2 separate regions of the Homo sapiens genome follow, and region 1 is linked to region 2. Evidence: read pairs that join two places in POLR2A ChIA-PET (ENCODE). Cell type or tissue: Panc1. All regions are shown on one strand. Links, peaks and the distances in the headings refer to the core of each region. The heading gives the core; the rest is flanking DNA.

Region 1 (4,412 bases), core at 344-4,343, 120 kb after region 2:
CTCCACAAACACTCACTGGCTATCGACCTTATACCACGTGCTTTGTGAGGTGGCAGGCATGGCAAGACAAGGAAGAAAAATCTAGGGGAGATATGCATGTAAGCAAGTGTCACTAAGGTGTAGTCCATGTAAAATAGGGAAGTGTAAGGTGTAAGGAAGTGTTAAGTGTAAGGTGGGGATCAAAGGAAGAAGTGATTTCCTCCCACAGACATCGATTAAACCATTTGCATTATTGGAGCCATCCATGCTAAAGAAAAAAAAATCCAAACACAGTTCCTTCAACGTAAAAAATATTTGAATGTACCTTAGAGATTAACTCAAAATTATTTTATCAGTCCCTGGAGGAAATCACATTTCAGCACTATTATCCTGAATTTAGAGTGAAAAGAATCACTTTAGTTGCCACTTTTTCTCTCTGAACTCACTAGCCACAGATCAATAAGATCATCCATTCATTCAACAAATATTTATTGCATGTTTATTACATCAGGCACTGGGATACACGAGTGGCAAATTTAAAAGTTTAGCCATTAGTATTCTCAGTGGCATACCAAAATTTGATGATATTCTTCAGTAAAAAATTTCAACAAAATGATATTTTGATCATTATCAGATGATCAAATGATATTTTAATCATTATCAGAACTTAATGGAAACAAAAAAGCATGGATTATCTGTTGCTTCCCAATAAAACTAAATCTAATTCAATGCCATCCTATTCTTAATATAAAACAGAAAATTCCATTGAAAACAAAAATACATTTTTAAAACGGGAAATAGGATCAAAAATTTCATATTCAATAAAGTTGCTTTTTCCTAATTTTCCCAATTACCTTCTTTATAGAACTTAGTTTTTCATCCAATCATTTTAATACTGTCTTATGAATGTAATTTTAGCTAATTTAACTTATCTCTAAAAGCTATAGGCAGCTTGTTAATTTGATGTCTTTATAAAATACAGTGACTCGGAACCTATTTAATGTTGAAACTTGTATACATATTCATTTATACATGCATTCTGAACTCCTATCAATAGCATTTCAGATTTTTAAATAGCTTGTAATATTGCATTTGTTTCATTAGAATATTTTATAAGCACATACACATATTTATGTTGTATTTGAATATTAGGTTCCTGTTATCAGCCATTATAAATGTATACAGTAAAGTCTTCATTGAGGTTCTAAACTTGTTTGATTTTTCCTTTTCCTATAACTCTGAAACATTTGCAGAGTTTGCCATACTGAAGTGTCTACCTTTATAAATAGTCTTGTTTCTAAGAAATTTTACAGGAAGACAAACATCCCATGTTTTCACTTATTTGTGGGATCTAAAAATCAAAACAATTGAACTCATAGACACAGAGAGTAGAAGGTTGGTTACCAAAGGCTGAAAAGGGTAGTGGAGCGCTGGAGGAGAGGTGGGGGATGGTTAATGGATACAAAAAAATAGAATGAATAAGACCTAGTATTTGATATCACAATAGGCTATTGTCAATAATAATTTAATTGTACATTTTAAAATAACTTAAAGAGCGTAATTGGATTTTTTGTAACTCAAAAGTTAAATGCTTGAAGGGTTGGATATCCCATTCTCCATGATGTGATCATTACATATTCCATGCCTGCATCAAAACATCTCATGTACCCCATATACACCTACTACATACCCACAACAATTTAAAAATTTTTAAAAATTAAAATTATGCAGAACCATGTTTTAGTAAATAAAATTATATGTTAAAAGTGATATTTAAGAGAATACAAAGTCTTGATTCTTTAGATAGAGAAGACTACTTTTAAAATATTAAGACCTTGTCAGTCACTTTTTAAGAATTGTAAGTTTTAAAAATTATTTCAGGTTTTCTTAAAGTGAAAGAGAAAGTTTAAATATCCAGTGAGTAAAGAGGTCAGCTGATAGGAGCTTTTACTTGAGCAACATTCTCAGCATATTAAACCTCTGACCAGTAAGAGAGCCTCCCGCTATGATAGCGTTCAGAATGTAAGCCAGTAATGAACTGCTCTGCATACATAGAGAAGCTGCGCCCAACAAGGACCTCAGGAACTAAGCTCAGCTCTTTCGAGTTTAAAAGCAATAGACTTTTGGGTCAGGAGCGGTGGCTCACGCCTGTAATCTCAGCACTTTGGGAGGCCGAGGCGGGCGGATCACGAGGTCAGGAGATCGAGACCATCCTGGCTAACACGGTGAAACCCCATCTCTACTAAAAATACAAAAAAAATTAGCCGGGCATGGTGGCAGGCGCCTGTAGTCCCAGCTACACAGGAGGCTGAGGCAGGAGAATGGCGTGAACCCGGGAGGCAGAGCTTGCAGTGGGCCGAGATCGCTCCACTGCACTCCAGCCTGGGCAACAGAGCGAGACTCCATCTCAAAAAAAAAAAAAAAAAAAAAAAATAGACTTTAAAAGGTAAACTAAAATTAATGGGTTCTAGTAGTTTTCTTCAGACCTTACAGCTTACACAAAATGATTTAACTTTTATATCAGATCTCAAATATGTTATGGTGTCTGTTTCAAATTGTTATAGAATGCAGACAATGCATCTATTCTCTTCATTAAGTTTCTCAAGCAGACTTTATGCTGTGATCCTTTTCATAAATCCCATGATCTTAAACATGACTGCTCACCTTGTTAGAATACGATGCTTATAAATTAAACAAAACTCTCCAGAACTAGTGGAGGGTGAAGGATTCAATCTTGGTTGCATTCCAAAGAACTCTTTTTTCCATAAAGAAATGAATTCTGTTGGCAGCCCCTTATTCTCAGGGTTCTTCCTCACTTCTACAGGGGCCAAGGAAGGTTTCCTATGCTCTGTTGCCATCATCTTGGCTGCACTCTGATTTCATGACCTCTGAGTTAATCCTTCTTTTTTTCCTATTAACAAGTGTAAGCAGACCAACTTCAAACGGACTGCAATAGGTCACAAGGTTTAATGGGCATAGAGATAATCATCTAAATTACATTTCTAGGCCTGATGGGCTAGACAGACTTAGAGGGTCACTTTACCAGCATTTGCTGTTAATCAGCAAGGTTGGTGGGTCTCAGAGTGTAGCTGTTTTTACCTTCCTCCCTGAGGGGCTGGGTCACACTGAATGATTAGCGAAGGCAGCTGCATTAACTTTCTTCTTCCACAAAGTGTGTTGTGTCCCAAAAGGACATGAAAGTCAAATGTGGCCACAGCTCAAACACCAGACGCACTCTTTTCATCTCAGTGGAATTATCTGCCCTCTACTTGTAGATCATGATCCTCAGCACAACAGTTGTTGCTGATTTTCACGATCTGTTAACAGTTAGGAATTTTTACATTAAAGAACTTTCTCCTACATTTATTTCTTGTAGCAACTAGGAAAATGCCATAGCCTACTGTATATATTTTTTAATGCTACATGATTCTTAACTTTAAAAGGAATGAGAAAAACAGCATTACTCCAAAAAGAAGAAGAACCAAAATAATTTTACCTCTTAAAATTCTAAGATAAATATCCTTTGGGAACTGGCAGGGAGAAGAGCATCATGAGTTGTTTTTACAATACAGGCTCATACAATTTTAGTTAAATATTTCAGTTTATTATCAAAGAAAACAATAGCCTTTTTTCCTGAGTGAGATGTTAGAATGTGTATTTAACTGAAATTCAAAAAAAGGATGAACTGGAATCATTTAAAATGTATCAGTATGTCTAATATATAAGTAAATATAATATATGTCTCATCTGTATAATACTTCATAACTTGCGAAAGTCTTTTGCATCCATTATCATTTTATTCTTAATAACAATCCAGGGAAATAGGTTGGGGCAAGTATAAATTATGTCCATTTTATACATCATAGCAATTTTCCGAGAACTTAAGTGGCTTGCTCAGTGTCATTGTGGTAATAAGCGATAAAGCTAGCACATAGATTCAAATCTTCTGATGCCACACCCAATCCATGTATCTTATTGAATAACATACAAAATGTGGTCTTCTGGTGAAATGTTTTTTTTTTGTTTTTTTTTGTTTTTGCCATGCACTCAGGCCCTTGTGGCAGAGCTGGTGGGTAAGTTGTGTTTACATAATTAGCGTTCTAATGTGAGCAAAAACAGATATATTAAACTGATTCAATAAGAAGGATGTTGATTTGTCAAAATAGCCACATACATTACAATGTTTCTAAAACTTGGATGACCCTCAATAGTACAGAGTTTATAAAAGCCACAGATACATCCAATCATATCTTAGCTTGATGCTGAAGAGACCATTTAGAAAGCTAACAAATAATTGGAATGCAAATGATTTAAATGAAAGCCAGAATCAAAAGAAATGCTTGATCTTTATCAGTTCCAATCTTAAAATATATTGTCTTTCTCTGAATTGTAAAAATTTTACCTCTCCCCCAACACATGCCAAAAAGAAGAAA
Region 2 (4,412 bases), core at 328-4,327:
TTCATATGAAACCAAAAGAAGCCCGTATAACCAAGACAATCCTAAGCAAAAAGAACAAAGCTGGAGGCATCACACTACCTGACTCCAAACCATACTACAAGGCTACTGTAACCAAAACAGCATGGTACTGGTACCAAAACAGATACATAGACCAATGGAACAGAGGAGAGGCCTCAGAAATGACACCACACATCTACAACCATCTGATCTTTGACAAACCTGACAAAAACAAGCAATGGGGAAAGGATTCCCTATTTCATAAATAGTGTTGGGAAAACTGGCTAGCCATATGCAGAAAACTGAAACTGGACCCCTTCCTTACACCTTATACAAGAATTAACTCAAGATAGTTTAAATATTTAAACATAAGACCTAAAACCATAAAAACCCTAGAAGAAAACCTAGGCAATACCATTCAGGACATAGGCATGGGCAAAGACTTCATGAATAAAACACCAAAAGCAATGGCACCAAAAGCCAAAATTGACAAATGGGATCTAATTAAACTAAAGAGCTTCTGAACAGCAAAAGAAACTACCATCAGAGTGAACAGACAACCTACAGAATGGGAGTAAATTTTTGCAATCTGTCCATCTAACAAAGGGCTAAATCCAGAATCTACAAGGAACTTAAACAAGTTTACAAGAACAAAACAACCCCATCAAAAAGTGGGTGAAGGATATGAACAGACACTTCTCAAAAGAAGACATTTATGTGGCCAATAAACATATGAAAAAAAGCTCATCATCACTGGTCATTAGAGAAATGCAAATCAAAACCACAATGAGATACCATCTCATGCCAGTTAGAATGGCGATCATTAAAAAGTCAGGAAACAACAGATGCTGGAGAGGATGTGGAGAAATAGGAACGCTTTTACACTGTTGGTGGGAGTGTAAATTATTTCAACCATTGTGGAAGACAGTGTGGTGATTCCTCAAGGATCTAGAACTAGAAATACCATTTGACCTAGCAATCCCATTACTGGGTATATATCCAAAGATTATAAATCATTCTACTAAAAAGACACATGCACACATATGTTTATTGCACCACTATTCACAATAGCAAAGACTTGGGACCAACCAAAATGCCCATCAATGTTAGACTGGATGAGGAAAATGTGGCACGTATATACCATGGAGTACTATGCAGCCATAAAAAAGGATGAGTTTCATGTGCTTTGCAGTGACATGGATGAAGCTGGCAACCATCATTCTCAGCAAACTAACACAGGAACAGAAAACCAAACACCGCATGGTCTCACTCGTAAGTGGGAGTTGAACGATGAGAACATATGGGCACAGGGAGGGGAACAACACACACTGGGGCCTGTCAGGAGTTCGGGGGAAAGGAGAGGAATAGCATTAGGAGAAATACCTACTGTAGATGATGGGTTGATGGATGCAGCAAACCACCATGACACATGTATACCTATGTAACAAACCTGCATGTTCTGCATATGTATCCCAGAACTTAAAGTATAATAAAAATAAATAAAATAATAAAAGAATAACAAATTATGAATTTCATCATTTTAATGCAATTATAAAATACTTTTTCTGTCACTATTTGGACATATAAACTATTATCAATGACTAATGAAAGTAATTCTAGCTTACATAATTTTTTAAAAATTGTTTTGAGTTCTATATAACAATTTAGGTACATATTTTTTCATCTCATATAAGGTAGTGCAATGAAAACAGTTCCATATAAACAAAATTGAGTATTTTTTAAAAAATCACATGATATCTATTTGGAAGAGAAGTAGTTTTAGTTACATTGCAAATGAGCTTGAACCATTTCTGAAAAGTTATTTGAATAGGAAATCTGTAAAGATCTATACCAAAATATTAACAATAGTGACCTTTTGGTAGAGGAATTATAGGACATTTTTAATGTATTCTTGTAACTTTGGGCTTGATTTTTTTCTTTAATATAATACAATGAATGTGCATTATTATGTAATGATAAAAATTTTGAAACTATTCACATTTGAAGAAAAAATGAAACAATAATATGTTTTAAAACCAGTTATACTCTGCTAACCCCAAAGAAATGTTTTCCTGTAGCTATGGAAGGTTTGGCTTTGCTTGATCTGGCCCTCAGATCAGGTAACTCTTAAGAAATCCAGTGAAATCAGGAGGTTGTAGTGAGGAATCCCTGTGGATTGTAGTTTAGAGCTCAGTTTGTGGTTAACCACTGATTAATAGTCTAGGTCCCAGGGTCAAAATTTTCTACTGTGTACAGCTCTTTCCACCCTTATTTGGTTATATGGCAACTCTAAATATGATAGACAGGAGAGGTGCATCAATGTTTTCCTGAAAGTTTTGTCAGTTTTAGAGGAGGTTTGTACTCAACAGCAAGATTAGTGAGCAGTCTTCAGGAAGTTTATTTAAGAAAACATTTAAGCATAAATATAACATTCGACCTTGAAATAATATTATTCTAGTGTTCTGAAGCCAAAATAAGGTTAATTTTGTTTATACGATTTTATCTAGAGTTCTGGCTTTTGCAAGTGCCTGATGGTCTGCATACTAATTACATGCAAAATAGAAAAGGGTCTATCCCACTGAAAAAGTTTATAGTTCTTTAAACATTATTTTAATATTTGTGTGATTTTAGGGTTGAATTTAAAGTTGCATTACAACCATTGGATAATGCTGGTGTAGATGCTTACAACAATCTTAAATGTGATTCATAAATGGGATATACAAAAATATAGATCTCCAGTGTAACTGCTGAAGCGTACGGCTTCCATTTGGGAGTAGTGTCAGTATTTTGACAGATCTCAATGGAAGGTTGATAACCTATTTCTATTTTTAGAGATCACTAAATTGATGTCTGAGAAAGGAAATCAGGATGATGGGGTTACTTGTAGCTTCTGAGGACCAGGCTAATGACTTTTATAGGGTCAATGCTCCCATATGTTCTTCAAAATGGAACCCTTCATGCCCAGGCCAGTGGCTGGCCCAACAACACTTAATTCACTTGGTTTCCCTTGGAAACTATTTTGTAGAAAATAATCAAAGATGATGTTTCCTAATCCCTTTGTTAAGTCATTATCATCCTGATACTATAAAGAATTAGTTCAATTTTGATTTGTCAAAATATAGATGTAAAAATTCCTTTGCCATTGTGAATTGAATCCAGGAGCATTAAAAACATCTGGTAGTATTATATGCTGTTTCACTAGCCCATACAATTTATTTCAGGAATGCAAAATGTTTCAATATTATGAAACATTTCATTACAGAAAATTACCAAACAATTATATGTAACTGTATGATTGTTTACCCTGAAAATCCAAGGAATATACTGAAAAATAATTAGATATTATAAAGTTAACATTTGAAAATTGTATAGCTTTACTGCAGTCTATACATAATTAGTAAGAAATATATTAGAGAAAAGATCCCATTACAATACTGAAACATCTTCACTAAATTCAACAATGATATTTAGGATGCAGGTGAAAAATATATCAAAAGTTTAATGAGTCATTAAAAAGCACATGAACAAATGCAGACATAGCATGTCAAATCTTCCCGAGTTAATTAAAATGCCATTCCAATTGTAATCGCAGAAGAATTTGGGGGAAAACAGGGGAAAACATGAAAAAGAAATTCTAAAATACATCTTAAAGATAAATGTAGGAAAATAGTTAAGACCATTTGAAAGGAAAAAAAGTGATGAGAGGAGACTTTCAATACCAGGTATTCATTAGTCACTATGAATAGAGTCTACAATCATGACTCATTATGATTTGAATCTACCATCAGGGAACTGAAGGAGTGCTAGTGGTTACAAACTTGGTGCTTCCTCTTTGATTTCTGATGTCTTCCCTGGCTGTTACACCTCTCAGTTGTTCCTTTGGAAACCTCTTTTCCATGGTAAACAGTCTCTTAGAGAGTCACCATTTCACTGAAGGTTTCCTTGGCGTCATTGCCAAAATTAAAATGTTGCTTCTCCAGGAAGACACCATAACCCTCTCGTGTATGAGTGTGTGAGTGTGTGTGTGTGTGTCTGTGTCTGTGTCTGTGTGGCAGGAGGTTGGGGGTATAAAAGGGTGGCACTGATGGTGGTGCTACTTGTCCTACCATGGTTCATGATCTTTAAATCCCAGGTGATATGGTTAGGTTTTCTGTCCCCACTCAAATCCCATCTTGAATTGTAATCTCCATAATCTCCACGTGTCAAGGGAGAGACCAGGTAGAGGTAATTGAATCGGGGAGGTGGTTTCCTCCATGCTGTTTTCATAACAGTGAGTGAGTTCTCATGGGATTTAATAATTTCATAAGGGGCTCTTCCTCCTTCACTTGGCACTTCTCCTTCCTGCCACCTTGTGAAGAAGGTGCCTGCTTCCTCTTTGCCTTCTGCCACACTCATAAGTTTCCTGAGGCCTCCTC

The links. ChIA-PET counts read pairs that join two places held together with the same protein. Peaks named below come from ENCODE experiments on the same cell type or tissue, not always from the same donor. Only the 100,000 strongest peaks of a DNase experiment are listed, where the experiment ranks them.
Region 1: POLR2A ChIA-PET joins it to region 2 with 6 read pairs; 2 of 35 experiments call an interaction of 5 or more read pairs at or near these places.

The regions. Positions count from the first base shown.
Region 1 is chr7:121,165,726-121,170,137 of GRCh38, reverse strand. The region is part of intron 16 of CPED1 (cadherin like and PC-esterase domain containing 1); the gene reads right to left. It overlaps LOC124901735 (a long non-coding RNA gene), which reads left to right. Exons shown (of 3, transcript XR_007060494.1): 3 at 1-4,412. Among named protein-coding and RNA genes, the nearest start is that of WNT16, 160 kb to the left of the region's middle. In Panc1, for the core only: no CTCF peak of the experiment used is centred there; a DNase peak (open chromatin) is centred at 1,982.
Region 2 is chr7:121,286,896-121,291,307 of GRCh38, reverse strand. The region is part of intron 22 of CPED1 (cadherin like and PC-esterase domain containing 1); the gene reads right to left. Among named protein-coding and RNA genes, the nearest start is that of WNT16, 40 kb to the left of the region's middle. RefSeq lists a silencer at 1-20. In Panc1, for the core only: no CTCF peak of the experiment used is centred there; no DNase peak of the experiment used is centred there.